Regions from separate parts of the Homo sapiens genome. Here region 2 is linked to region 1. A link is a loop called in an ENCODE intact Hi-C map of the cell type or tissue named here. Cell type or tissue: PC-3. All regions are shown on one strand. Links, peaks and the distances in the headings refer to the core of each region. The heading gives the core; the rest is flanking DNA. Region 1 holds the start of KPNA7 (karyopherin subunit alpha 7). Region 2 overlaps SMURF1 (SMAD specific E3 ubiquitin protein ligase 1).

What was found. Hi-C counts contacts between places; a loop is a spot of excess contacts. Peaks named below come from ENCODE experiments on the same cell type or tissue, not always from the same donor. Only the 100,000 strongest peaks of a DNase experiment are listed, where the experiment ranks them.
Region 2: a loop joins it to region 1, with 5 times the contacts of the local background. A loop is called at or near these places in 2 of 110 quality-filtered maps.

The regions. Positions count from the first base shown.
Region 1 is chr7:99,205,590-99,220,921 of GRCh38, reverse strand. It overlaps KPNA7 (karyopherin subunit alpha 7), which reads left to right and starts at 12,807. Exons shown (of 11, transcript NM_001145715.3): 1 at 12,807-12,894; 2 at 13,433-13,521. The coding sequence starts at 13,456. RefSeq lists an enhancer at 7,342-7,636 and a silencer at 7,342-7,636. In PC-3, for the core only: no CTCF peak of the experiment used is centred there; DNase peaks (open chromatin) are centred at 9,011 and 10,461; H3K4me3 peaks cover 643 bases; H3K27ac peaks cover 4,784 bases.
Region 2 is chr7:99,117,386-99,132,717 of GRCh38, reverse strand. The region is part of intron 1 of SMURF1 (SMAD specific E3 ubiquitin protein ligase 1); the gene reads left to right. Among named protein-coding and RNA genes, the nearest start is that of SMURF1, 19 kb to the left of the region's middle. In PC-3, for the core only: no CTCF peak of the experiment used is centred there; DNase peaks (open chromatin) are centred at 7,867 and 9,067; H3K4me3 peaks cover 1,175 bases; H3K27ac peaks cover 3,419 bases.

The DNA of each region.
Region 1 (15,332 bases), core at 4,704-12,703:
ATTATCTTGAAAATATTTCAAAAATCTTTCTGATTGTTCATCCCCCTTCTTCCCTCTCCTTTCCCCCCCTTCATCCATCATTTCTCTTTGTCAAGAAGTATTTAGGCCAGGCTCAGTGGCTCAGGCCTGTATTCCCAGCACTTTGGAAGGCAAAGGTGGGAGGATCACTTGAGCCCAGGAGTTCAAGACCAGCCCGGGAAAGAAAGCAAAACCCAATCTCTACAAAAAATACAAAAATTAAGTGGGTGTGGTGGCATGTGCCAGTGGTCCCAGCTACTCAGGAGGCTGAAGTGGGAGGATCACTTGAGCCCAGGATGTGGAGGCTGCAGTGAGCTGTGATTGCACCACTGCACTCCAGCCTGGGCAACAGAGCAAGACCCTGTCTGAAAACAAGATTTAAAAAAACAGAGAAAACCCATTCTCCTGGGACATGGTAAGTGCTGGCGCTCACTGAGGCCATGTGACACCTGGCCATGCTTCTGCCCATGTCCCTCTCCTCCTTCCCTGCCCCTCTAGGGCAGGCCGCAGCCCCAGGGCTGGGGAGCAGGAGCCCTGGATTGTTCATCTTATTCAAGGCTGAAAAGCTTCAGGAGAACAGCAGGATTGTAAATGACCCGTCTTTTTATTATGATGCTCTGTGAAGTCAGTTTGGGCAAGAAAATCAATTCTGCCTCATCCACCTTCTCAGTCTCATTTATTCTCCACAGATGACAGGACAGAGTGGAATGGCCTGGAGTGATAGAAGCCAGGCCCCGTCACTGTCATCGCAACCCGGGAAGCCTGGTTTACAAGTGCTCCAATTTTCCTTTCTTTCTTTCCTTTATTTCGTCTCGCTCTGTCACCCAGGCTGGAGTGCAGTGGAGCGATCTCTGCTCATTGCAACCTCCGCCTCCTTGGTTCAAGTGAATCTCCTGCCTCAGCCTCCTGAGTAGCTGGGACTACAGGCGTTCACCACCGCTCCCGGCTAATTTTGTATTTTTAGTAGAGATGGAGTTTCACTATGTTGGCCAGTCTGATCTCAAACTTTTGTATTTTTAGTAGAGATGGGGTTTTGCCACGTTGTCCAGGCTGGTTTTGAACTCCTGGCCTCAAGTGATCATCCCGCCTCAGCCTCCCAAAGTGCTGGGATTACAGGTGTGAGCCACTGTGCCCGGCCCTCTCAGCTAATTAATTTTTTTTTTTTTTTGTAGAGACGGGGTCTCACTACATTGCCCAGGCTGGTCTCAAACTCCTGGGCTCAAGCAATCCTCCTGCCTTGGTTTCCCAAAGTGTTGGGATTACAGGCGTGAGCCACTGCACCAGACTACAATTGCCGTCTGGTTTCCACTTTGCTGGGAGGGCAGGGACCAGGTCATTCATTCACTGCTGCTTTGTCAGGGCGTGGCACATGAAGATTAGAGTAGGCAGTCTAAATATTTGCAGAATCAATACCTGAAATGTTCTTATTTTCATTCCAGTATGAAGCAGATCTATTCTCACCTCCATCAAATCTTATTGCCTGCCTTGGGAGTAAACGCTAATTAATTCAACAGCAGCTTTTAAGCCTTCTGTGCAAGTTTAGGAAGAGGCCACTCAACCTAGCTAGATCCTAGGAGCCTTAAACGTCCAGAATGCAAACCCTTCCCTAGAAGGAATTCCCCTCAACCCTCACCCCACTTCACCTTTTGATGGTTTACTCAAGGGCCTCAAAATGCTACAGCTGCAGAGGCTGAAGGTTCTGAACATGAGACTCACCTGGGAGACCCGGGCCTCGCCCCTCAGCCTCCCTGACCAACTCAATCAGCCTCTTGCCCGGGGCGGGCTCAAAACTCCCCAAGTGATTCCAATCTGCGTTCACGCATAAGAACCATCGGCGTGGGGGTAGAATCAGCCCTGTGAGGTGGGGCCAAGGGCTGCGAAACACCTGCCATCAGCTGAGGGCATTTAAGGCTGACCAAGGGGCTGGAGGCTGCGGCTCCTGGCCAGGTGAGTGGTTGGTGGCTTGTCCCTGTGTGAGAAAGTGCGAATGTGTGCACGAGCCCCGGCTCCAGACGTGGCTGAGTCCTTCTGTCTGGGTATTGGCTGATCAGATATCTTGCTCTTGTACGGGTAATGAGCCAGGCAGCTGTTTGGGGGCCCTGAGGAGGCTGCTGTGTCCTTGCTCTCCACCACGGAGGTGCCTCTGGGGGCCCTTTCTGAAGCAGATCTGCCTGCCCATGGGGGCAGCTTGGAGAAGGCCTAGGCTGTTGTCTCTGTTGAAATCAGCCAGTGTCTTTAGAGACACTGTGCTAGGTCGTCTTTGGCTTGTTTTTGAGGGTGGATAAGGAGGAAGTGGTAGGTGCAGGGGTCTGTTTACTCTGCAGAGCCCAGACGCGGGCTTGCGGGGTGTCTGGAGTGAGTCTAACCACATAGTGGGCTGTGACTCCCATGTCCTCGGCCTTGCCATGTGCCCCTCCTTCCTGAAGTACTCCCCGGGATGTTGTCACCTGTGGGACTTGTTCCCGATTCAGCCCCCTCTCAGGAAGCTTGCTTTTATATCTTTCACAGGTAGAGGGCCTGGTCTCTTGCCTCCTTCTTGTGAACAGGAGTTTGAGACCAGCCTGGGCAACAAAGACCCTGTTTCTACAAAAAAAAGAAAAAAAAATTTGAAAAAATCAGCCAGGTATGGCAGTGTGCACCTGTAGTCCTAGCTACTCAGGAGGCTGAAGGGAGAGGATCACTTGAGACCAGAGTAGGCAACATAGCGAGGCCCAGTCTCTACCAAAAAATAAAAAAATTAGCCAGGTGTGATGGTGCATGCCTGTGGTCCTGGCTACTCGGGAGGCTGAGGCAGGAGGATTGCCTGAGCCAGGGAGTTTGAGGCTGCAGTGAGCCGAGATCACTTCAACCTGGGCATGGCCTGCAGCCCCTCTGGCCCCTCTTTCTCAGCATTGAAACTGAAGTCTGGAATCCCCAGGTGCGTCTCATTCATGTTGGTAAAGCCCCTCAGAAAGCTAAAGAGTGGCGAGGTGGGGCCGGGCATGGAGGCTCACGCCTGTAATCCCAGCACTTTGGGAGGCCGAGGTGCGTGGGTTGCTTGAGGCCAGGAGTTCCAGACCAGTCTGGCCAACATGATGAAACTCTGTCTCTAGTAAAAATACAAAAATTAGCTGGGTGTGGTGGTGTGTGACTGTAATCCCAGCTATTTGGGAGGCTGAGGGAGGAGAATTGCTTCAACCCAGGAGGCGGAGGCTGCAGTGAGCCGAGATAGCACCACTACACTCCAGCCTGGGTGACAGAGCAAGACTCTGTCTCAAAAAAAAAAAAAAAAAAAAAAAAAAAAAGGCAAGGTGGAGTCCCCGTTCCTGGGCCTTTTCTCCTCCCTGGCTGTCCTCTCCTGTCCCTGGACACTTTACCTTCCCTCTCCACCCCCAACCCCAGCTAGCCTCAGCTTGTGGACCAATGCATCTTGGGGCATTGAGGCAGAGGCTGCTGGGATCCCTGAACCCCTCCTTCCTGGCAGATAAGTCTCATTGACTCGCTAGCTCGAATCCAACATGTGTTTTTAGCTTAAACAAACCCTACTTTGAAGAACTGGCTGGTAGTGATGCAGATCTGAACATACAGATATCAAATGATGTCCAAGGTACAGATGAAAGAAACACATGTCACAAAATGGCATGTTCAAGATCCCCTCCTCGAATTACCATGTCAGTGCCTGTGCAGCTGCAGCCGGGCTGGGCACACAGAGGGTGGTGAGTTTTTAAAGGTTAACTTGGTGGAGGAGTGGGGTTATTGGAAGCTAACGTTCAATATATTTCTGAAGTATTTATATCCTTTAAGCCCTCACTATGTGTTACTTTGAAATCCAAAAAATGCTATTTTGTAGAAGCCAACTCTTGGATGATGACATGTCTTAATTTAAAATGGTTCTCAGTTCATGAAAGTTGCTCACAGGAAAAACTCAGCTAGATCTAGAAAAGTATAGAAAGCTCAAAAATGGCCTGAAATGCCCCAACCAGAGGAAGCGACTCAATACCGTTAATAAGACCTGGAAGTCCATAATGGTCCCTTACTCAGAAGGATTGAAAGGGTAAGAGGTGGCTGGGCATGGTGGCTCATGCCTGTAATCCCAGCACTTTGGGAGGCCAAGGCGGGCGGATCACCTGAGGTCAGGAGTTCGAGACCAGCCTGGCCAACATGGTGAAACCCTGTCTTCACTAAAAATACAAAAATTAGCTAGGCATGGTGGCGCATGCCCGTAATCCCAGCTACTCAGGGGGCTGAGGCAGGAGAATTGCTTGAATCTGGAAGGTGGAGGTTGCAGTGAGCTGAGATCACGCCACTGCATTCTAGCCTGGGCGACAGAGCCAGACTCCATCTCACAAAAAAAAAGAGGGTGTTGGTAAGAAGCTTGGGAGCCTAGGGGACCTTGGGCATGGTAGGGTTCCTTGGCAGGGCCTCTGGTACCTGTCACACAGGGCAGGGGTCTTACAGTGTATAGGGAGCAGCTGAGCTGGCCTGAGACCCCAGGGATAAATAAAACCCCTAGGTGGATGACATTTGTCTTAATCACTAGTTCGGCTTTCTTGGGATCTCAAACTTGAAGAACCAATGAACAAAGGTACTGACTTGGGCCAGGTGCAGTGGCTCATATCTGTAATCCAAGCACTTTGGGAGGCTGAAGTGGGAGGATCACTTGAGCCCAGGACTTCGAGACAAGCCTGGGCAATGTAGCAAGACACCTGTCTTTCTAAAATGCAAAAAACTTAGCTGGGTGTGGTGGTGTGTGCCTGTAGCCCCAGCTCCTTTGGGAGGCTGAGGTGAGAGGTCATCTGAGCCCAGAAAGTCGAGGCTGTAGTGAGCTGTGATTGTGCCACTGCACTCCAGCCTGGATGGTGGGAGTAAGACCTATCTCAAAACAAAAAGGGGCAGGGTACTGACTTGGACTGTGTATAACTCAGTGCTTTTCTTTTTTTTTTTTTTTTAATTAGAGAAGGGATCTCTTGCCTAGGCTGGAGCGTAGTGGTGCAATCATAACTCGCTGCTGCAGCCTCAACCTACTGGGCTCAAGTGATCCTCCTGCCTTAGCCTCCTGAGTAGCTGGGACTGCAGTTGTACAGCAACCACCTGGCTATATATTTTTTTCATTTATTTGTAGAGATGGGGTCTCACTGTGTTGCCCCAAGTCTTGAACTCCTGGTCTCAAATAATCCTCCCAAACTGCTGGGATTACGGGCATGAGCCTCTGCCTGGCTGTCAACACTTTCTTAAGTAAAGAACGACAGGGCACCCAGCTCTCCTGGTCGCTGCCAACAGCCATGTGAAGGGAAAGAAGCGGAATCCGAGCTGTGACCAGAGAAGCCTGGAGAAGCAACAGGGATCTGCTCTGCCGCTGGGTTTGCAGAATGTCCCTACACGAAGTGATCTGCTAGCTCTATAACCTTCAACCCTCTCCCTAAAGATACCTCAAGGAGTGGGGAGGACCCTGTCTCATCTGCAGCTGAGCTTTCTCGGCTTCAAGCCATTTCCTGTGATATTTGGTTTGAAGGAAGGTGGCAAATGCCTTTTTTTTTTTTTTTTTTTTTTTTTTTGAGACAGTCTCGCTCTGTTGCCCAGGCTGGAGTGCAGTGGCACCATCTCAGCTCACTGCAACCTCTGCCTCCCGGGTTCAAGCGATTCCAGTGCCTCAGCCTCCCGAGTAGCTGAGATTACAGGCGCCCACCACCACGCCCAGCTAATTTTTGTATTTTTAGTAGAGACGGGGTTTCACCATGTTGACCAAGCTGGTCTCGAACTCCTGACCTTGTGATCCACCCACCTCAGCCTCCCAAAGTGCTGGAATTACAGGCATGAGCCACCGCGCCGAGTTTCTAATAGCCATGGCTTCCAGGTTGTGGCAGAAGGATGAGCAGTTCCCTTGGCAATGGTCTTAGAGCTGAGTGCTGTCTTGGGTTTTCCCAGAGGCAGGATTGCAGCCCCTTGTACCAAACTGGCCTCTTCCTCATGCATGCTCAGTCTCATTAACTGAGATAATTGTGCCATTGGCAACATGTGAAGCGTAGCAACAAGGTGGCAGCTAGAGCAGGTATTTCAGAAGTGGCCTCTATTGTTTCTGTTGCATGAAATGGGCTTTCCTCCTTTCTAACATCTCACCCCATGTGTTAAGTGCCACCCATAGTGGTGGCCTGCCTTCCCTCCCTCCCCTCCCCTCCCCTACCTCCCCTCCCCTCCCCTACCTCCCCTCCCCTCCCCTACCTCCCCTCCCCTCCCCTACCTCCCCTCCCCTCCCCTACCTCCCCTCCCCTTCCCTACCTCCCCTCCCCTCTTTCCTTTGAAACAGGGTCTCTCTTTGTTATCCAGGCTGGATTGCAGTGGCGTGATCTCTGCTCACTGCAGCCTCCACCTCCTGGGCTCAAGCGATTCTCCCTCCTCAGCCTCCCAAGTAGCTGGGACTACAGGTGCACACCACCACAACTGGCTAGTTTTTTTGTTTTTGTTTTTGTTTTTTGTTTTTTTTTGAGATAGGGTCTTGCTCTGTCACCCAGACTGGAGTGCAGTGGTGCGATCTCAGCTCACTGTAACCTCTGCCTCCCAGTTTCAAGTGATTCTCCTGCCTCAGCCTCCCAAGTAGCTTGGACTACAGGCACATGCCACCATCCCTGGCTAATTTTTTTTTTTTTTTGTATATTTTTAGTAGAGACGGGGTTTTGCCACATTGGCCAAGGATGATCTCAAACTCCTGACCTCAGAGGATCTGCCCACCTTGGCCTCCCAAGGTGCTGGGATTACAGGTGTGAGCCACTGCACTGGCCATGGTGGTGATCTCATGCTTTCCTAATTAGACCTTGTTACAGATTATTGGCTGCAAAGCTTGGACGCAGGAGTCAAATCTGATGTCCTGGTTCTGATACTTCACAGTTATGGGAACTTTGGGAAATGATGTCTGAGATGGCTCCTTCACCTGCAAAATGGGGATATTTTTACCTTAGTATTAGATGAAACTTCATTTAATCCTAAATGTCTAAAATTCTGGGCACATAATAAATGTTTTGGGCCAGGTGCAGTGGCTCATGTGCATAATTCCAGTGATTTGAGAGGTGGAGGCAGGAGGATCACTTGAGGTCAGGAGTTCAAGAACAGCGTGGGCAACACAGCAAGACCGCATCTCTGAAAAATGAAAACATTAGCTGAGTATGGTGGTGCATATCTGTAGTCCCAGCTACTTGGGGGGCTGAGGTGAGAGGATTGCTTGAGCCCAGTAGTTTGAGGCTGCAGTGAGCTATGATTGTATCACTGCACCCCAACCTGGGTGACAGAGTAAGACCCCATCTCTACAAAAAATTTAAAAAATTAGTGAAGTGTGGTAGCTTGTTCCTGTGGTCCCAGCTACTCAGGAAGCTGAGGTGGGAGGATCATTTGAGCCCAGGAGGTCAAGGCTGCAGTGAGTTATGATTGCTCCGCTGCACTTCAGCCTGGGCAACAATGAGACTCTGTCTCTCTCTCTTTTTTTTTTTTTTTTTTTTTTTTTTTAAAAGGCCAGGTGCAGTGGCTCACACATGTAATCCTAGCACTTTGGGAGGCCAAGACGGTGGATCATGAGGTCAAGAGTTTGAGACCATCCTGGCCAACATGGCAAAACCCCGTCTCTACTAAAAATACAAAAGTTAGCTGGGGGGTGTGGTGGTGTGAGCCTTTAGTTCCAGCTACTTGGGAGGCTGAGACAGGAGAATCACTTGAACCCGGGAGGCGGAGGTTGCAGTGAGCTGGGATCGACCCACTGCACTCCAGCCTGGCAACAGAGTGAGACTCTGTCTCAAAAAAAAAAAAAAATCCCTTTTGGCCATTGCTCCTTAAATAGGCCCATAATTCTTGTCTACTCCAGACTTATAAATGCCCTATGTCTCAACTCTTGGAGACCTAGAAATAGAATCTCATTTAAACCCAAATTTTGGTTCAACTGATGATCCTCTTGACATTGGTTATTCTGGTGACTAGGAATCTAGTTTTCAAGATGTTAAAAGGATACTGTGATCAATAGCAATGATTTTTTCTTTTCTTTTTTTCTTTTCTTTTTGAGACAGGGTCTCTGTCACCCATGCTGGAGTGCAGTGGCACAATCATGGCTCACTGCAGCCTTGATTTCTGGGGCTCAGGCGATCCTCCCACCGAGTATCTGGGACTATAGGTGCCCATCACGATGCCGGATTAATTTTTAATTTTTTTAATCTTTTTTGGTAGAGATAGGGTCTCACCATTTTGCTGAGGCTGGTCTCAAACTCCTGCCTCAAGCTTCTGCCTTGGCCTCCCAAAGCGTTGAGACTATAGGTGTGAGCCACTGTGCCTGGCCAATTTAGTCTTAAAAAGCAACGCTTCCTTATGGGGCAGAATTTGAGATTACTTAAAAGTAAGCCATGCATGGTGGCTCACTCCTGTAATCCCAGCACTTTGGGGGACCGAGGCGGGTGGGCCACCTGAGGTCAGGAGTTTGAGACCAGCTCAGCAATATGATGAAACCCCATCTCTACCAAAAAAAGAAAAAAAATACAAAAATTAGCTGGGCGTGGTGGCAGGTGCCTGTAATCCCAGCTACGTGGGAGGCTGAGGCAGGAGAATTGCTTGAACCGAGAGGTGGAGGTTGCAGTGAGCTGAGATCGCACCACTGCACTCCAGCCTGGGCTACAAGAATGAAACTCTGTCTCAAAAAAAAAAAAAAAAAAAAAAAAAAAAGGACACATGTGGATCGGACACCAGTGTTTCCTAGCCTGATCTCCCAGTGCTGAGGCTGTCTTGCAATGTTGTTCTCTTCCCTTCCCAGGTATACTGAGTTCTGATGTGTTGCTAGGAGTAAAGCTACCTCGAGCTTGAAGTTGTATTGAAGAAATCTAAAGCCTGAGATAGTCTTAAGCCAACTTGTGTGAGGGCTCCCTGGGCAGCAACCAAAGGACTCTGGATTCACTGAGGTCCCTTTGTCCACATTGGTTGGGGAGGAGGTCAACATGACTCACAATGATTGAGAGCTTCGTGAATGTTTAAACCAGGTGTCACCCTCCACCTCTCTGGCTTTGAGATCGGAGAGTGGGAGAGATTGGTCAATTCCAGGAACTAATTTGCATTTCCCAGGATCAGATTTGCAGACAAGGTATATAGGCTATTCTTTCCCAGGCTGTGGAGGAAACTAATGCTTTAAAGCAGGCAGAGCCACCAGGATCTGAAACCCAGAGGGATGGTGTGGGCTGTTGGTTTCCTCTGCTCTGAGGCTCAGCTGACATGCTCTCCTGTAGCTCCTGTCTTGCTGTGGGTGGCTGGAGCTTGATTTTAGGGACTTGTCCCTGGCGCAGTGACTACTGTTGCCAGCAGTGCCTCTGATACTAACTCTGTTGTTCTATCTCCAACTCCCTCCTTTGTCCTGGTTCTTTGCTAATTCTTCATTCTCTCAGGCCCTAATGTGAGCATCCTCAAGACTCGATCCTTGTTCTGATCTTGCATAGAGCTTGTCTCTCTTCTTACAACATCAGTCTTGGCCCTAAATTACTTTTTTTGAGACAGAGTCTCACTCTGTTGCCCAGGCTGGAGTGTAGTGGCTTGATCTAGGCTCACTGCAACCTCTGCCTCCCAGATTCAAGCGATTCTCCTGCCTCGGCCTCTCAAGTAGTTGGGATTACAGGCACATGTGCCACCACACCTGGCTAATCTTTGTATTTTTAGTAGAGACAGGGTTTTGCCATGTTGGCCAGGTTGGTCTCGAACTCCTGACCTCAGGTGATCCACCCGTCTTGGCCTCCCAAAGTGATGGGATTATAGGCATGAGCCACTGTGCCCAGCCAGCTCTAAATTCTCTGATGCAAATCTCCAAGTTGTCTGCACTGCCCCTTTCAAATTGATATGTCTGAATTAGTCTTTTCTACCAAAACTATTCTTGGCTGCTATTCACTGAAGACAAGAGTCAGTTGACTTTCTTTATCCAATTTTCTCTTTTCTATAATGTAGTCTGGACCATCTCGTATGGTCAGAAACAGATGAATATTACATACCTGTAAGAAATATTCCCTGCTGCCTTGTGAACATTCAAAGTTGGGGCCAGGTGCAGTGGCTCATGCCTCTAATCCCAATGCTTTGGGAGGCTGAGGGGGAGGATTGCTTTAGCCCAGGGGTTTGAAACCAGCCTGGGCAACATAGTGAGATCCCATCTCTACAAAAAATACAAATTAGCCAGCCTTGGTGACTTGTGCCTGTAGTCCTAGCTGCTCAGGAGGCTGAGGCAGGAGGATCACTTGAGCTCAAGAGGTTGAGGCTGCAGTAAGCCATGATTACACTATTTATTGCACTCCAGCCTGGGCAACGGAGCAAGACTGTCTCAAAAGCAAAACAAAAACACAAAAGCAAACTCCCTCCAATTTAAAAAAAGTTCAAACTTGGCCTGATTTGAATAACCACCTCTAACTGAGGGCCAACTCCCTGTCTCGTATCACACAGTACCCTCCCTTGACAAATATTTGAGTACCTACTTTGTCATGTGTTGTGAAAGAGGTAAGAAATCCCTGCCTAAGACACAGTACTGTTACCATGGGGAGTAGGAGGAGAGGAAGTTGGACAAACAAGAAAATATCAGGCAGTGGTTAAAGCTGAGAAGAAAATAAGACTGGGAAGACAGTTAAAAGGGCTTTCAGAGATGTTTAAGCAGAGACTGAATGAAGAGGAGCCAAGTGTGCAGAGATCCTGGGCAGAGCAGCTACTTCAAAGGCCCGAGTACAATGAACCTGGAACACTTGATAATGAAGCCCAGGGGTCTAGAACACAATGATCAAGGAAAGAGTTGTTGGAGGTGAAGTGGGCTGGGGCCAGTGCAGAAAGTGAATTTTCTTCTAAACTCATTGGGTAGCCAGGAGAGTTTTTTTAAGCAGGAGAGTTAGATCAGATTCTCCTTGATTTTTTCTTTTTTTTGTTTGTTTGTTTTGGAGACAGGGTCTGGCTCTGCTGTCCAGGCTGGAGTGCAGTGGTGCAATCGTGGCTCACTGCAGCCTTGACTTCCTGGGCTCCAGAAATCCTCCCACCTCAGCCTCAAGTAGCTGGGACTACAGGTATGTGCCACCATGCCCAGCTTATTTTTATATTTTTTGTAGAGACGGGGGTCTTGCTTTGTTGCCCAAGCTGGTCTTGAACACCTGGCCTTAAGCAAGTCTCCACCTTAACCTCTCAAGTTGTTGAGATTACAGGCATGAGCCACTGTGCCTGACTAATCAGATTTTTTTCTTTTTTTTTTTTTTTTTTTTTTTTTTTTGAGTTGGAGTCTCGCTCTGTTGCCCAGGCTGGAGTGTAGTGGTGCGATCTTGGCTCACGGCAACCTCCGCCCCCTGGGTTCAAGCGATTCTCCTGTCTCAGCCTCCTGAGTAGCTGGGACTACAGGTGCCTGCCACTACGCCTGGCTAATTTTGTACTTTTAGTAGAGACAGGGTTTCGCCATGTTGGTCTGGCTGGTCTCGAACTCCTGACCTCAGGTGATCCACAATCACATGTACTCTGTGCAAAGAACAGATTGGAATAAGGCAATGGGAGAAGCAGGGAGACCAGCTGGAAGGCAACTGCAGTAGTGTGGGTAAGAGGTGATAGTGGTCTGGACTGGGGTGGAGGCAGTCTACTGAAGGATTCTCAGTGACTTGTGCTTGAGACTGTCCTGACCCCATGTGCTGGTGCATTGGGTGTGGGGTTTTCCTGTTGCAGCCTTGGCGGGTCTCCTCACCACCCTGTACATATGCCTGATTTATAACTCCTCAGACACACCGTGTGAAAGCCTTCTTTTCTTTTTCTTTTTGAGACGGAATCTTACTCTGTTGCCCAGGCTCGAGTACAGTGGCGCAATCTCAGCTCACTGCAACCTCCGCCTCCCGGATTCAAGTGATCCTCCTGCTTCAGCCTCCCAAATAGCTGGAATTATAGGTGTCCGCCACCATGCCTGACTAATTTTTGTATTTCTAGTAGAGATGGGGTTTCCCCATGTTGCCCAGGCTGATCTCGAACTCCTGGCCTCAAGTGATCCATCTGCCTCAGCCTTCCAAAGTGCTGGGATTATAGGTGTGAGCCACTGCACCTGGCATGAAAGGCTTCTATATATGACAACCAGCCCATCTGCCTCATTTGAGGACCCAGTTGAAGCCAAAGCACTTTTAAAAGCTTTCCTTTACTGCTATGCCCAGCATTGGTGGTCTTGGTGCTCCCACAGTGTTCACAGCCTACTGAGCTGGTGTGGTGATGCTTATAGAAGCTGACTTCAGGTTCATGCCTGTAATCCCAGCACTTTGGGAGGCTGAGGTGGGTGGATCACAAGGTCAGGAGTTCAAGACCAGCCTGGCCAACGTGGTGAAAAGCCGACTCTACAAAAACAAACAAAACCAAAAATAAGCCAGGTGTGGCCGGGCACGGTGGCTCACGCCTGTAATCCCAGCACTTTGGGAGGCCGAGGTGGGTGGATCACGAGGTCAGGAGATAGAGACCATCCTGGCTAACACGGTGAAACCCCGTCTCTACTAAAAATACAAAAAAATTTGCTGAGCGTGGTGGCAGGTGCCTGTAGTCCCAGCTACTCGGGAGGCTGAGGTAGGAGAATGGCGTGAACCCGGGAGGCGGAGCTTGCAGTGAGCCAAGATTGCGCCACCGCACTCCAGCCTGGGTGACAGAGTGAGACTCTGTCTCAAAAAATAAATAAATAAAATAAATAAAAAGTGAGTCATGTGTGGTGGCTCATGCCTGTAGTCCCAGCTACTCAAGAGGCTGAGGTGGGTGAATCACTTGAGTCCAGGAGGTCAAGGTTGCAGTGAGCCGTGATTGTGCCAATGCACTCCAGCCCGGGTGACAGAGTGAGACTCTGATGCCAACAAGCAGGTCTTGCAGAAATAGGACATGGAGCTGAGAAGTCCAGACTGTTGTTCTTGCTGCCAGGTTGAGCCCAAGGGTTGGGGACGGGGAGTCTGTGCTGTGTATATGGGTTCTAACTCTCACTCAGCTTCTCTGGTCCCAAAAAATAAAAAATGCTGGCTGGGAGCGGTGGCTCATGCCTGTAATCCCAGCACTTTGGGAGGCCGAGGTGGGCGGATCACAAGGTCAGGAGTTCAAGACCAGCCTGGCCAACGTGGTGAAACCCCGTCTCTACTAAAAAGACAAAAATTAGCCGGGCGTGGTGGCAGGCGCCTATAGTCCCAGCTACCTGGGAGGCTGAGGCAGGAGAACCACTTGAACCCGGGAGGCGGAGGTTGCAGTGAACTGATATCCCCCCACTGCACTCAAGTCTGGGCAACAGAGCGAGACTCTGTCTCAAAAAAAAAAAAAAAAAAAAAAAAAAAAAAAAAAAAAAAAGCTAGCTTCCTGGGTCTGCCCTTTGCTCCACTGTGAGCCCTTTAAGGGTTAGAGCCTTATGATACTGACATAATAACCCACACAATGGGCACTGAAAATTTCTTTGTTGCTGTCCAACCTGCAGGTAACTTACTACTTCCAGTCAATATGCCGACCTTAGATGCTCCAGAAGAGAGGCGGAGAAAATTTAAGTACCGAGGCAAAGATGTGTCTGTGAGTATGAAGCACCCACCTGCTTCTATTGGGGACCAGTGCAATCTGCATAAAAAGCGGGGTGAAGAGACCAGGCGCGGTGGCTCATGCCTGTAATCCCAACACTTTGAGAGGCTGAGACGGGCAGATCACAAGGTCAGGAGGTTAAGACGATCCTGGCCAACATGGTGTAACCCCGTCTCTACTAAAAATACAAAAATGACCTGGGTGTGGTGGCTTGTACTTGTAATCCCAGCTACTTGGGAGGCTGAGGCAGGAGAATTGCTTGAACCTGGGAGGCAGAGGTTGCAGTGAGCTGAGATCAGGCCACTGCACTCCAGCCTGGGCGACAAGAGAGAAACTCCATCTCAAAAAAAAAATAGCGGGGGGCAGGGAGGTGGTGGAGAGATGGGTTGAAAAGGCAAATATAGCAAAAGATTCTTTAGATAGATGACTAGGTGTTTCCCTGAATTATCCTTCCAACTTTTCTGTATGTTTGCTATTTTCATCATAAAATATTAAAGGTGGAGAAGACAAAAGCATGTGGACTTAGGAGCCAGACAACTGTGGAATCAAATCAAAGTTTCCGTGGAATCTTGCAATTATTTAATTTCAGAACCCCAGTTTCTTCATCCATAAAACAGGGCTGCTTAGCTGGGCATGGTAGCTCATGCCTGTGTTCCCAGTACTTTGGGGGAGGCCAAGGTGGGAGGATCGCTTGAAGATAGGAGTTCTAGACCAGCCTGGGTAACATACCAAGACCTCCAACTCTACAAAAACAAAAAATCGGCCAGGTGTGGTGGTGTGTGCCTGTAGTCTCAGATACTCTGGTGGCTGAGGCAGGAGGATTGCTTGAGCCCAGGAGTTCAAGGCTGCAGTGAACTGTGATTGTGCCACTGCACTCCAATCTGGGTGACAGAGCCAGACCCTGTCTCTAAAACAAAACCAAATAAAAAACCAGGCTGGGCTGGGCATGATGGCTCACACCTGTAATTCCAGCACTTTGGGAGGCCAAAGTGATCACTTGAGGTCAGGAGTTCGAGACCAGCCTGGCCAACATGGTGAAACCCTGTCTGTACTAAGAATACAAAAAATTAGATGTGCATGGTGGCGGGGGCCTGTAATCCCAGCTACTTGGGAGGCTGAAGCAGGAGAACTGCTTGAACCTGGGAGGTGGAGGTTGCAGTGAGTCGAGATTGTGCCACTGCACTCCATCCAGGCGACAGTGTGAGACTTCGTCTGAAAAAAATAAAAAACCAGGCTGCTATTTATCTCCGAGGAGCTGGATTGCTTCCTCAAGGGCCAGTATACAGGTGTTTACAGCTGCTCACGTCAATGAGGCTTACCAAGGAGCTAAAACGTTAGCATATAGGTATGGCCAACAGGCATGCCTTGTAGAAATAGGACTTGGAACTGAGAAGTCCAGGCTGTTCTTGCTTCCAGGTTGAGCCCAAGGGCTGGGGACGGGGGGTGTGTGCTGTGTATATGGATTCTAACATTCACTCGGCTTCTTTGGTCACATAGTTTTGTGTTGCAAGCTCTGTCCTCCATCTCTGTATCTTTTTATTTTTGAGATGAAGACTTGCTTCATAGTCCAGGCTGGAGTGCAGCAGTGTGATCTTGGCTCACTGCAACCTCTGCCTCCCAGGTTCAAGCGATTCTCCTGCCTCAGCCTCCCAAGTAGCTGGGATTACAGGTGTGCACAATTACGCCTGGCTAATTTTTTGTATTTTTAGTGGAGACAGGGTTTTGCCATGTTGGCCAGGCTGGTCTCAAACTCCTGGCCTCAAGTGATCTGCCTGTCTTGGCCTCCCAAAGTGCTGGGATTACTG
Region 2 (15,332 bases), core at 4,600-12,599, 88 kb after region 1:
GTGTGTGTGTGTGTGTGTCCGTGTGTCTGTGTGATGTTATAATACTCTTCCTCTTGACTTCTCAATGGCTTCTTCCTGTCATTCAGGCCTTCAGCCTAAATAAATATCATCACCTCAGGGATACCCTCCCTGACCATCCCTTCATAGTCCCTCCCTCACTCACGATCAGGCAGCCTATTCTGCTGTCTTCATAGCACTCACCACTTCATGGTATTTTTGTTTGGTTATTCTCCCATCATCCATCTACCAATGTCCAATCAATTTTTATTTTCTGTCTCTGCTCTTGGTAGTCAAGTTCCGTGAAGCTAGGGTCCTTGCTGTCTGTTTACTTCTGTATCCCCTTCAACACTGCTTGGCACCTGCTGGTGCTCACAAATACCTGGTGAATGAGAGAATTAATGCCCTCCTTGTTTATTGGGTCTCCTGGTCGCCTCTGAGTTGGGCGTCGGAGGACACCTCTCCTGGAGGCAGCATTGCGTTCATAGCCACTTCTTGTTGATATGAGCAGGGATTAGAGATCAAGCAATTACAGGTTGTTGTCAGCCAGGCTTGGGGTTTCTTTGACTATGTGATACCCTAAAAGGCAAGTCTACTCTATCTTGGGCTTCTGGGCCATTCCAGGGGCTTGAACCAAAGCCCGAAATTTTAATTCTGGAATTTGGCCCAGCTTTGTAGCTTTTGGTTTCCAGGTCTTTTCCTTAGCCTCTCCCTCAGGGCTGGCGGGGATAACTGGTTGGGCTGGAGAGACATCATTCATTTGCCCCTTGCCCAAGCTTTGCGGTTGCATCTTGAATAACGTTTCCCATTTTCAGGCTGTGAATACTGGACCTGAGTGCTTGGGAGAGACCTGGGGAAGCCTTCTTTTGCTCACCCTACCCCACAGCCTTATCTCCTGCTAAGTCTTCCCTCCCTTTCTTTCTTCATCCTATCTCTTGGTTCCCCTAGATTGCATTTTGTAGCAGAAAGGGCCTCTTTTCCTCCCTCTTCACTGCATTTTCTTTGAGACAGGATCTTGTTCTGTCGCCCAGGCTGGAGTACAATGGCACAGTCATAGCCCACTGCAGCCTCAAACTCCTGGGCTCAAGTCATCCCCACCTCAGCATGAGCCACCATGCCCAGCTAATTTTTAAACTTTTTGTAGAGACAGGGTCTCACTATATTGCCCAGGCTTGTCCAGAACTCCTGGCTTCAAGCGATCCTCCCATCTTGGTCTCCCAAAGTACTAGGATTACAGGCAAGAACCACCCACCTACCCATTTCCTTGATTCTTTCCTACCAAGTCCCTTAGTGTTCCTTGTAGTCTTGGTGGTTGCATCAGACCACAGTCTGATTGTTTCTTTCCCTGATAATAAAGATAGTTAAATTCTCAGGCCGGGTGAGGAGGGTATTCATTGATTTTTCACCCTGCCTCCTTTCTTCAGCTAATTTCCACATTTTTAATTCTGTCTTTTATGTACAATATCGCACTTCCTAATGTTGTTGTTGTTTAAAAGCAGGATACCTTCAGATGTAAGTAGCAGAAAACCTAGGTTAAATTAGCTCAATAGAGAGAATTTTAGTGACTTCACTGAAAAGCCCAAGTCATTCCAATGGCAAAGCAAGGACCTGGTTTCTCTCTATATCTCAGTGTTTTGACCTCAGCACTATTCATGACCATCTCTTCCCCTTGTGCTCAAAAGCTCCATGGCTGTTTGCTTGCAGCTTTAAATCCAGCAGAAAAGTTAAAAGTCTGCTTCTTCAACAGCTCAGTCCTGGGGTAGAAGGCCTGGAGTTGAATCCTCTTGTCTCATTGGCCTAATTTGGGTCAAGTGTTCATTGCTGAACCAACCGCTGTGGCTGGGATGATGGGATGTGCTCGTTGGACAATTAGGTTCCATCTTTGAATCTAATCAGGGGGTTAGTCCCACCCACAATACAGACTTGGGTTGTTTGGGGGAACAGGAATATGGATGCCAGGTGGGCAATCAATAAATAACTAGATGATACCGATTGTTTTCTTTTAAAATTTATAATGTTAGCTTCATTATGCTGAGTAAAAGGAAGGTACAGCTACCATTTAATGCACTTCTGAAAAAGAAGTATACCTTCTTTGTGGTAGTATGAAGCAAAAGATTTGGTAAAAGTGCCAAGAATTTTTGACCAAGGGTTAGGAGTGGTACCTTTATATGTGAACTTAGCCCCATAAATTTTGTTGTCAATTTGTATTGCAGAATGTTCCTGGATTGTTGTATAATGTTATTTGGGACTTTTTGTTTTTCTTTTTGGAGACGGAGTTTCACTTTTGTCACCCAGGCTGGAGTGCAGTGGTGTGATCTTAGCTCACTGCAATCTCTGCCTTCTGGGTTCAAGTGATTCTCCTGCCTCAGCCTCCCAAGTAGCTGGAACTACAGGCATGTGCCACTGCGCCTGGCTAATTTTTTGTATTTTTAGTAGAGATAGGTTTCACCATGTTGGCCAGGCTGGCCTTGAACTCTTGACCTCAGCTGATTGGCCCGCCTCAGCCTCCCAAAGTGCTGGGATTACAGGTGTGAGCCACTATGCCCAGCCTATTTGGGAGTATTTTTAAACAAAATTCAGGTACAGATTATAGGAATACATTCTTAAATTATTTCTCTAGAGATAACAGAGCAGTTTTAAGAGAGAGAAATACATGCTGATTATCTGTAAATTGAATTCAGGATGTGTAGAAAGAAAAATAATTTAGTTTTTATGCAATAATATGATTTTTATAGGATAGTTGATTATCAGCCCTACCCTATAATAAATTCTTTGAATTAATGTCTGTTCTTGATATCTGGGGCTCTGTATTTTCACTTCTATATTCTTAAAAAGAAAAAAAGTTTTTGTAAGATGCTTCGCTGAAGTTCGAACCTGTGTTCCAGGAATGGTTGAATCCCACAGACCGCCAAGCTCTTCCGTTTGTGGAATCAGCAAGGTGGAATGATGAAGGGCTCGGCTGGAGCCAGCCTGTGCCTTTACACAAATGACATCATTTCTTAGTTTCCTTAGCTATAAAAATGGGGGAAGGCTGGGTACAGTGGCTCACACCCGTAATCCCAATATTTGGGGAGGTTGAGGTGGAAGGATCACTTGAGCCCAGGAGTTTGAGACCAGCTGGGGCAACACAGCAAGACCCTATCTATACAAAAATAGAAAAAAATTAGCTGGGCATAGTGGTGCACACCTGTAGTCCCAGCTACTTGGGAGCTGAGGTGGGAGAATTGTTTGAGCTCAAGAGGTTGAGGCTACAATGAGCTGTGATTGTGCCACTGCACTCTAGCCTGGGTGACAGGGTGAGACCATCTTAAAATAATAACATAACGTAAAAATGGGGAAATAACTGGAATCACTTCAGTGTTGTTGTGGGTAGTAAATGAAATAATCCACATGCACTGTCTGGTACATAATGTGTTCAATATGTGTTAGCTAATAGTAACATGGTCTTATTTCAATGAATCTAAGATGACCGCTTGCAAGTCATACCATTGTTTTATGTACTACGTAAAAAGAAACACAGGTAATTATATTGCAAAATGTGATTCATTTGAAGATTTCAAAACATATGAAAAAATGTGTCTTGAAATCAATGATATATGGTTTTAGGGCTGCCTCTGACTTGGAAGTCCTGGGAATTGTTTGCATACTCATAAATATACACCATCTGTCTTGGTTTAAACATAATAGAGTATGATCTAAAGTTTCTTTTCAATTTTGTTTTTGTTCTAAACTTAACATTGAATTTGGCCTCGTGTTGCAACACTAGAAATTTAATAATCACTCATTTATTCTGTAGGCTTAAATAATGGATTATATAACACCTAAGATTGGCTTGGCAACTTCGGTTATTTACTTTTCTTCAGTGATTTAGAAAAAATATGAGACATGTTTTTGGACATCGTTGCTATTGCTTGAATAAACCTGTTTGGGAGGTAAAGGCAGGTTAAATGGTAGTGCCGGTAACCTCTTAGAGTAGCACGAACTATTGGCAGAAAGCCTGCTTAGGTAAACACCTTTGATACACCCAGCACATTCAGTTTAGAAAGTACAATATTGATATTTGAAAGCAATGCGTGGTAGTTGATTTTCCACTAAAATTTAAATGTGGACAGGGTATTATAGAGCTTGAATGATAGTCACAGGCTATTTAAGGACCAACTTGTAGAGTAAAAAGTTGCTATGTAATACGCTTAGCATAAATTTAGAAGTAAAACCTGCAAGGATAGCATATAGCCTTGTGAGAATGCCATTTCCCTTAGGAGCCTGGTATTTAGAATGTTATGAATGGGATATTTATTATAAGCCTGTTTTTTTTGTAAAGGCTTGCTTTTTGATATTAATATTGAAATGAATTACGGAAGCCGTTTTGGGGACTTGACCTGTTTACTGACTGCGTCATTCATGGCTTAACCTCATCAGCCAAATGTCAGCAGGATTCTGCTTTTAAGACAACCACATGAGAACAGATGAGCCATTCGGTCATCTTGTCATAAGCCCCAGAGGCTATCTCCTGGCACATCTGGCATGTGATGTATTTAAGTATTATTTGAGGGTGTTGAGTATAATTTTGTAAAAGACTGTACCCTGGTACATTCCATATCTTAATGCATTCTGAAACAGCGATATTATTTTTTTTTGGAAACCCCAGAGGGTTTATTTACTGTATTTTGCATAGGGTTCATCTGAACAGTACAAAAAGTACCTTTTTATTTTAGAAAAGGAGTTTTGGTTTAGAAAATGGAACCTGAATTGAAATAAAAGTAAAATTATTCTCAAAAGGAGACAGTTTATCGATTTAAGTACATTTCGTATCGCCTATGTAGTAGCGTTGTTTATATTTAGAATAGACGCAAGCCAGTCCACGATCTCTCAGCAAGACTTGACAAAAGGATATGATTTTGTCACAGTTACTCCCAGTGTTTCATTTCAAGCAGTATGAGTCAAGGATTTGGTGTTTCTCATACTAGAATAAATTGGACTTTATTCAGGAAAAAAACCCAACTTGTTAATTTGAAGTGCATGTCTCAAAGCCTAAACATTATTTTAGTTAGTATTTCTAAGTAGATAATACATACATATGGTATAAAAGGGTGATTGTGAAAAATATGCCTCCTTTCCCCTCTGTCCCTTGTTAACCAGCTTGCCTCCAGAGAAAGAGCTGTTCTTTTTTTTAATTTTATTTTAAATTTTTTTTAGAGATGGGGTCTTGCTATGTTGACCAGGCTGGTTTTGAACTCCTGGCCTCAAGTGATCCTCCCATCTCGGCCTTCCAAACTGCTAGGATTACAGCCGTGAGCCACCAGGCCCGGCCGAGCTTTTCTTACCATGGTATTCTTGTGTTCTTCCAGAGATTTTTTTAAAATGCCTCTTCCTTTTCTCACTCCCTCCCTCTTTTTCTTTTAACACAGATGGGAGCATTGTGTGTGCATTGTTGTATACTTGCTTTTTGCACATACGGATCAGGGATTTCTCTGTTTCCTTACCTCCTGATCTGCCTGCGTGGCAGGAACATTCACTATGCAATGACTATCCCTGTGCTCGTCAACGTTCCCGTGTGACCTTGCAGTTAGGTGGGACCATGTAACTACTTCTGGCTAGCAAACTGTGAGAAGTGAGTTGTCCCACTTCGGGGCTGAAGCACTAGGAACCTCCAGCTCTGCCACAGAAGCTGTGTGTCATGTGGTGGAGCCTCTATCAGCCTAGATCCCTGAGTGATTACGTGAAGCCGAAGCTGGCCCTTCCCCCCGGCCCCTGCTCAGACCCAACCTATGCTGAACACGTAGTTGAGCAAGAAATAAACTTCTGTTATGTTAATTTGTTTCTACATCACACAGCTCCTCTTGATATAGCTGATTTCTTTTTAATAGCTGTGAAATTCATAACACTTTGAATGAACCCAGTTCAGATGATCAAATGCTTAAGAACAAAAAAGCATCTAATTAAAGAATAATAACTTTAAATATACAAATATCAGATCAATGCATCTTATCCCAATGTGTTGCCACGCAAATATCTGTATACATAATTTCTAATTAAACTTTTTAATTTTTTTAAATTTATTTTTCTGAGATGGCGTCTCGCTCTGTCGCCCAGGCTGGAGTGCAATGGCGCAATCTCAGCTCACTGCAACCTCCATCTCCTGGGTTCAAGCAATTCTCCTGCCTCAACCTCCGAGTAGCTGGGACTACAGGCACATGCCACCACGCCCGGCTGATCTTTACATTTTTAATAGAGACAGGGTTTCACCATGTTGGCCAGGCTGGTCTCGAACATCTGACCTCGTGATCCGCCTGCCTCAGCCAACCAAAGTGCTGGGATTACAGGCGTGAACCACTGCACCCAGCCCAGCCCATAATTAAAAAAAAAAAAAAAGGAATATATGCTTATTGAAAAGTATAAAGAAGAAATAAGTACTTTATTATTTGAAATGAGGCTTGATTCTTTAATATTAAGGCTTATAATTTTTGCATTAGAATTTGATATTAATTTTCTCGTCATTCTAAAGGAAGATAAATACCAACGCCATACATGCTCGCTGTTCTCATTGAATACTACAGTCAATAGAGAGGAGTATTGAAAAAGACTGTCTCTACCAGAAACTTAACAGCCATAGGGAAATGGTACATTCGCTAGAAACAGTTAAGTAACAATACAAAGCGCCCCTGAGTCTAGTTGCTGGGGAGGCCAAATGTGAACTGGCTCTAGAAAGATCTGGGTGGGCTGAGAGACCATGTGGTAATAGCATAAGCGAAGACAGAGTGGACATGAGTCTGGCTGCTTTGCAGGTCAGACGGACAGAAGAGGTGCCAGGCAGGTAGAGGGAAGAGAGGACACTTGGCTTCTGTAGAAGTCGTGAGTTGTCGGGGAGATTGGATCAGGAAATGAGATGATAAATTGTAATTTTATAGGCCTGCTGGGTAGAAAGTAGGGACTTTTCCTTTCATGCCCTGAGGATAGCATGGGATCCAGGGACTGGAGTAGCATGGTAACTAAGGGCCAGGTGCTGGAGGCAAGTGGCCTGGGTTCCAGTCCTGGCTTTGCCACCTTCTAGCCGTGGAAAGTGCCAGCAGGGTGCACGGGTAAGTGTATAGGTAATGTGAGCTGTGATGATGACTGCTGTTGTGCTACTTGGGAAGGAACCTGGTGACACAGAGCGACACCTAATGAGGGAATAGATTAGGCCCCATTCACAAAGTGTGTTACTGTGTTTACACAAATGCTGGATGATAGTCTTTCTAGGATGTTTCATAAGCACTCCTTTATTGGGCCCAAAGTTTAGACTAAGTGCTTTACAAAGGTTCTTTAAAACAAAAACAAAAACAGAAACATTTATTGGCTGGGCACAGTGGCTCATGCCTGTAATCCCAGCACTGTGGGAGGCCAAGGTGGGAGGATGGCTTGAACCCAGGAGCTCAAGACCAGCTGGGGCAACATAGTGAGAACCTCCCATCTTTTAAAAAAACAAAAACAAAAAATTAGCCAGGCATGGTGGTGCATGCTTGTAGTTCCAGCTACTTGGGAGGCTGAGGCAGGAGGATCTCTTGAACCCAGGAGTTTGAGGCTGCAGTGAGCCATGATGGTGCTTCTGAACTCCAGCCTGGACAACAGAGTAAGACCCTGTCTCGAATGAATGAATGAATGAATGAATGAATGAATGAATGAAAATTTTTATTGAATAACTACTATGCTCTAGGTTGTCTGGCAAGTGGAGTACTGGATATAATAAACAGGGTAGAGACCAGAGGAAGTAAATACTGTTTATCCATTCTGTACATGGTTACTAAGTTAATGTCAGGTTTCTATTTGGCCCTTGAAAAACCACTCCAAGTAGGTGAGAAGTGTCTGTAAGTAAGTTAAATTTTTGTATGATGACGGATGTCTTGATAAAGCGCAGTGGCATTCAGAGGGAAGTTTAGTTGGCCCTGCCCTGGATGTCCTTGCTTTAGTATCTTGCTGCTTTATTGTAACATGCTTTCTTAAAACCTTCTTAGAAGTACTAGTTGGATCCCAACTGTGGCTCCTCCAGTCAATGGTAAGTTAGTATTTGTGTAGTGACTTTTTTTTTTTTCCTTTTTGACACTGGACCTACTTCCATTTACAGTCAGATACTGCTTAAAACCTTTTTGTGGGCAAAGTAGGTCAAACCTAAAGTGCACAGAAGGGAACTGTTCAGGTAGAGAGGCAGATTCTGTAGAAGCGCCTGTCCCGTTTTCCCTTCCCTGCCGTTGGATCACTTTTGCTAGAGCTGTGCAGCCTTCATGCCCAAAGCTTGGAGTCTCTCCAAAAGTATTCTAGAATGAGATTCTGCCAAGTGCTAGCATTAAAGCTTCAGTATTGGGACTTTGGAGTGCCCCTTCTGCCCTTTGGCCTTTTTAAATGGAAACTGGGCGAGGCTGGTAAGCTATACCTTACTATTCTAAGGTGACCACCACTTGGAGTGTGGGTTTAAGACTGCTGCCAACCTGGATTTCCAGTACAGCTCTGCTGCTTGCTAGTGGGGTGACTTTGGACAATAATAATAAAGCTATTTGTCAATTATTGAAGCTCTTTACTATTTGCCAGGCAGCAATGAGGCCAAGCACTTTTCATGAGTTGTATTTCCTCCTCTTGATAAACTCACAAGATAGGTCGTATTCTTGTCCCTATTTTTGAGACGGTGAGATGCAATGGAGTCAGCCAACCCAGTTCCACCACATACCAGTAGCCTTGGCCAAATCATGTGCTTCATCTTTAAGCCTCAGACAAGACCTACCCCATCAGGTTGTTGTTGCAAGGAACAAGTGAAGTAACCTGGCACCCAGCTGTTGCCCAGCACATGTTAGGGGCTGACTTGCCTAAGGCTGCACTGAGAGTATTTTGCAAGTGGACTAAAGTTGAACTGCTTTGGGAAGATATTTGGCTTCTTACTTTGTAAGTTGGAGTAAAGATTGTTTCTAAATCTAGTTCTTTTCCTTTTTGTCTCTAGATTAAACTCTTACTATATCATTCAGTTAGGAGCTCTCATGTTTAGCCAACGTTCTCAGAAAGTGATCAGTTCAAGGGCTGTGGCATGGAGGGGAAGTGATGCAAGCTTTATTATGATACAGATGAGTAACCATATAAAATGGAAAATAATATTTGTTCTCCCCACATTCCCATCCCCTCTTACCAACCTAATATTTATCTATCTATCTATTTTGAAATATTTGAGGCAGAGTCTCTCTCTGTCACCCAGGCTAGAGTGCAGCGGTGCAATCATAGCTCACTATAGCCTCAACCTCCTGGGCTCAAGCAGATCCTCCCACGTTGGCCTCCTGAGTAGCTGGGACTACAGGTGTGCACTACCATGCCCGGCTAATTGTTTAATTTTTTATAGAGACAGGGTCTCACAATGTTGCCCAGGCTGGTCTCGAACTCCTGGTCTCTAGTGATCCTCTCAGCCTCCCAAAGTGCTGGAATTACAGGCGTAAGCCACCACGCCCTGGCCATAATATTTATTTTTTTATTGCCATTTATAACTTGGCTTACACTGCTACTGGCTATTTACTAAAAATCAGAGCAAACTTTGCCTTATTATTATGTATTGCATATATATTTTTGAAAGGTCACTCTTGCAGTTTTACTAAAAAAAAAATAAATAAAAGTTTCAGTGAATTCCGGAAGTTTGGGAATTCTCGGTTTACGCTAGCCCTGTCCTGTGTTTCTGTTTGGCTCTGTCCTCAGGCCTTGCCACCATTTTCTCTCGGTGAAAGAACTTGGCTTCACATTCTGTTCAGTTTCATGAACCTGCCTGTCACTTTGAGGCAGCGTTTGGGATTCTGCTTCATTAGCCTTTGAACTCATGAACCAAGTTGAGAGGATTTGCTACTATAGACAATTATTTGATCTTCGAGATATTTTGAACAGTTCCCAAGTGCAACACCAGTGGTTGTCCAAAAGACACAGAGAAGTGATGTGAAATTTTAATTATGTAAAAAAAAAAAAAAAAAAAAAAAAGAAAGAAAGAAAAAAGCCCTGTGGCATGGTTGATGTCAGTGCTATGGAGTGAGCCTTTTAGTAGTGCGGTCAAGGACACTACTTTTTTTTTTTTTTTTTTTTGACACGGAATCTCGCTCTGTCACCCAGGCTGGAGTGCAATGGTGCCATCTTGACTCACTGCAACATCTGCCTCCCAGGTTCAAGCAATTCTTCTGCCTCAGCCTCCCAAGTAGCTGGGATTACAGGCGCCCGCCACCACACCTGGCTAATTTTGTATTTTTTAGTAGAGATGAGGTTTCATCATGTTGGCCAGGCTGGTCTTGAACTCCTGACCTTGGGTGATCCACCTGCCTTGGCCTCCCAAAGTGCTGAGATTACAGGTGTGAGCCACTGCGCCCGGCCTTTTTTTTTCTTCTTCTTCTTCTTTTTTTTTTTTGAGACAGAGTCTCACTCTATTGCCCAGGCTGGAGTGCGGTGGCCCGATCTCGGCTTACTGCAACCTCTGCCTCCCGGGTTCAAGCGATTCTCCTGCCTCAGCCTCCTGAGTAACTGGGATCACAGGCATGCGCCACCATGCCCAGATAATTTTGTATTTTTAGTAGAGATGGGGTTTCACCATGTTGCCCAGGCTGGCCTCGAACTCTTGACCTCAGATGATCCACCAGCCTCAGCCTCCCAAAGTGCTGGGATTACAGGCGTGAGCCACCTGCCCGGCCTAACATTTCAAAATGCTAAAAACAGGTTCTTGTAGTCTTTTCCTTGGGTCCAGCATCGTTTGTTGCTGACTATATCAAGCAGCTACCAAGATGGCGCAGTGAAGGTGATGCGCAGTGGAGACTGTTCCCCTCGCCGCTCCCTGGTTCCTGCAGAGAGTCCTGTTGGCAGCTCGTTGGAACAATGGTTTTCCCCTGGAGTTTGAGGAGCTTGTCTTGGGTGTGGTGCATCCCTACACCATGTGTACAGTTTCCAGACTGCTATGATTTTATCTCTCAGCAATGCGCCAAGAGGTTTTAGTGAAAATTTAAAAACCGCCAAATCGCCTATCAAACCGAGTTTGAAAAGAGACCTCTTGGGAAAGGACAAGCTAACTATTCTAAGTGGTCTACGATCCAAAGCATTTCCTGGGCTGAGTGTTTATCAAAGCTGAGCTTTACTTCCAAACTAAGCTTGGGAAGGATCTGGGAGTGTTTCCCAGCTGACTGGGGGCGGGGAGAAGAGGAGGATGCGAGTGTTAAAGAACAGAGAAAATATCACTCTCTTTTCTTTTACACAGTTATCTGCTGAAATCTGTCTATAGATATGGCTTGCAAACTAGGTGTTGTTTTGGAGGAGAGAGAGGATAGGTCTGCTAAGTGTTAATTTAGAAATTATATACAATATCTTAATTTTATTTTGGGAATGGAACATTGGGTAAGATTAGCTTTTAAATGGATCAGCTTTACTCTTCAAGGTTAGAAAAATGCATAGAAAATAGCATTATTTCCCTGTTAATTGTCATTAATCTCAACTCACACTATTTTTTTTTTTTTTTTTTTTTTGCTTTGACTCTTACCATCTCAGAATTCAAGGTCTAAATTGACATATTTGGGAAGAGCAGGGTGTTGGGGAAACAGAACTGGTAAGTAGATGGTTTTCCTCTCCCATCTGACTCAGTGTTAGAGAACTCTGTTGGAGACAGTGTTAATTTCAATATCTTGATGCCCGATTTTATCGTTACAGACATCCTGTTATACAGAATAGCTTATTTGCTCTCTTAATAGAAATCTTGTAAAGAAAATCCATCTTCCTTATTTCACTGTTTCTTTCCCTAAAAGTTTTTGTATACCACCCCTTTATCAAGAATTAAGATGTTGGGGAAAAAAAAAAAACAAATCTTTTTGGGCTAAATAATGCCAGCTTCACTTCCCTCAATGATGACACATTTATCTGTATTTTAAAGTTGTTTTTTTTTTTTTCTCCCTTTCCCACTACACTGCTCTGCATGTGGGTTCCCTAGCTGAGAAGCTGCCATTGATGGTGAAAGACTTTAATCTAAATTTAGATTCTCTTCAGAGGTTTCGTGGAATACTTCCTTAAATTAAGCCACAGACTGCAAAAGCTGCTGCTGAGTGGGGCTTCCAGGTTTGTTTTTTTTTTTTTTCAGCTCTAGAAATAAAGAAGACAGGGCAGGAAGGACTGGCTCTCACTCTCGGCTTCTTTGGGAGATTCTGCCATTGTAGACAGAATCAGTAGCAGCTTCTGTCATGAATTTAAAACTCAGGAGAGAGGATTTGGTGGTAATCTGATGGAAGTGGAAAACAATCACGACTCTGAGGGAGTGTGGGTGAAACAAGTTGCTTTGTTTAGGTTGTGTTGGAGACTGTAGGTAGTAATAGACAATGATAGGACATCTTTTTGTCTGATGCCTGTAAGTGTACCTGGAGACTTTGAAGCCATACTTGTTAGTTCATTCCTGCATTACTATAAAGAAATACCTGAGACTGAGTAATTTACAAAGAAAAGAGGTTTGATTGGCTCACGGTCCTGCAGGCTGTACACAAAGCATGGTGTTGGCATCTGCTTAGCTTCTGGGGAGGCCTCAGGAAGTTTCCAATCATAGCGGAAGACAGAGAGCAGGCATCACATGGTGAGGGAAGGGGTGAGGTGCCAGGCTCCTTAAACAACCAGATCTCATGGGAACTACCAGGGCAAGAACTGACTCATTACCATGGGGATGGCACCAACCCATTCATGAGGGGTCTGTGCCCATGACCCAATATCTCCCAGTAAGCCCCATCTCCAGCACTGGAGGTCACATTTCAGTATGAGATTTGGAGAGGACACATATCCAAACCGTATCACCATGAGTTAAACCAATACATCAAATTTTTAGGGACAGTTGGAAGATCTTCAGAGTCAAGACAAAAGAGTTGAAAATGGGGTGTTGGACTATAACCATGAGTATTTTATACAATCTCTCTTTCTCCTTGAATCATAGAAATGGTGTTTGAAAGCTCCTTTCAATATAGAGAACCCCCTTACCTGTCAGTGCCCAAAGGCCCCCAACTGGGGAGATCTGAAGTGAGAGGAGGAAGCTGCCCAGGTTTTCCTGTCCCTGGAGAGCCATGGGTCCTGAGGATTGGAGCTTATCATTGAGCAGGCTGTTGTCACATACACAGCCTTCCAGCTTCTATTATGATGCATTGTACTGTTTATATAATCTTGTATTTGGGAAATGCCTAATTATATTTTTTAAAATTACTCCAATATCTGTCACTGTTAGATAAACACTTCTAGAATCTCATTCCCAGTGTTTTCTTTCTCCTGGCATGGGTCAACAACCTTCCTGTGAGCATATTTTCATTATATAATGGCCCCTTTATTTACATATTTACTCTTTCTAAAAGGTTAATTTCTTTGTGGGGAGGGAAGGTGATATATACACAGTGTAATATTTAAACTGTACAAGATGGCTTATTTGGAAAGGAAATCTCTTCACGCCTGGCCTTTGCCTTCAAGTTCTCTTCCCCAGAGGCAATCCACTGGTAACAATTCCTTGTATATTTTAGCAAAGATACGCTAGATAAAAATACTTGTACATATATTCTTTCTCTACCTCCCCATCCCCCTTTAAGAAGAAGCACACTATACACTGTTCTTTACTTTGCTTTTTTCCTCAATATATCCTGGAGATCAGGAATTCAAGACCAGGCTGGGCAAAATAGCGAGACCCTGTCTCTAAAAAAAAAAAAAAAAAAAAAAAAAAAAAAAAAAAAAAAAATTGGCATGTTAGCTTCTCAGGAGGCTGAGATGGGACGATCGCTTGAGCCCAGAAGGTTGAGGCTGCAGTGAGCTGTCATTGCATCACGTACTGCAGCCTGGGTACAGGGCAAGACCCTGTCTAAAAATAACAATGCAGAAATAAATAGGAACTATCTTAGAGATCCTCCCATATCAGTATAATATAGAGCTGTCTTTAAAAAAAAGTTGAGGTAAAATTCTTGCAACATAAAATTTACGTGTATAATTAAGTGGCTCTTAGTACATTCCCAGTGTTGTACAACCATCACCACTATCTAACTCTAGAACATTTTCATCACCCCCAAAAGAAACCCAATACTCATTTAGCAGTCACTTTCTGTTCCCCCAACCCTAGGCTTTACAACTACTAATCTGCTTCTGTCCCTATGAATTTGCCTGTTCTACATGTTTCATGAAAATGAAATCATATGTATGTGGCCTTTTGTGTTGGTTTCTTTCACTTGGCATAACGTTTTCAAGGTTCAATCCTGTCGTAACTTGTATCAATACTTCATTCCTTTTTCTTGCTAAGTAATATTTGATTGCATGGATAGACCACATTCTTTTAATTGATTGACATTTGGATTGTTTCTGCTTCTTGGCTATTGGGAATCATGCTGCTATGAACATTTGTGGGCAAGTTTTTGTGTGAACATATGCATATGTTTTTATTCTTGGATATGTACCTAAGAATGGAAATGCTGGGTCATATGGAATTCTGTATTTAAATTTTGAGGGACTGCCAAACCGTTTTCCAGTCACTGCATCATTTTACCATCCCATCAGTGGTGTTCAAGGGTTTCAGTTTCTCCACATCCTAGTTTACACTTGTTATTTTCCATCATCGTTTTGTTTTTTGCTGTTTAGTTATTATTACAGGCATCCTAAAGGGTAGGAAGTAGTATCTTATTGTGGTTTTGATTTGCATTTCCCTAATGACTAATGAGGATGAGCGTATTTTCATGTGCTTATTGGCTACTTGTATATCTTCCTTAGAGAAATGTCCACTATTTATCCATTATTTGTATATCTTCCTTAGAGAAATGTCCAATAATTTTTGTATTTTTAGTAGAGACAGGTTTCAGCATGTTGGTCAGGCTGGTCTTGAACTCCTGACCTCAGGTGGTCCGCCTGCCTTGGCCTCCCAAAGTGCTGGGATTACAGGCGTGAGCCACCACGCTCAGCATATATATTCTTGATATTAGACTCATCAGATATATGATTTCCAAATATTTTCTCCCATTTTATGGGTTATCTTTTTACTTTCTTAACAGTGTTCTTTGCTGCATAAAAGTTTTAAATGATGGAGTTCTTTATTTTTAAATTTTGTTGTGGCCGGGTGCAGTGGCTCACGCCTGTAATCCCAGCACTTTGGGAGGCCGAGGTGGGTGGATCACCTGAGGTCAGGAGTTTGAGACCAGCCTGGCCAACATGGTGAAACCCCGTCTCTACTAAAAATACAAAAAAATTAGCCAAGTGTGGTGGTGGGCGCCTGTAATCCCAGCTACTCTGGAGGCTGAGACAGGAGAATCGCTTGAACCCAGGAGGCGGAGGTTGCAGTGAGCTGAGATCATGCTATCGTACTGAAGCCTGGGCGA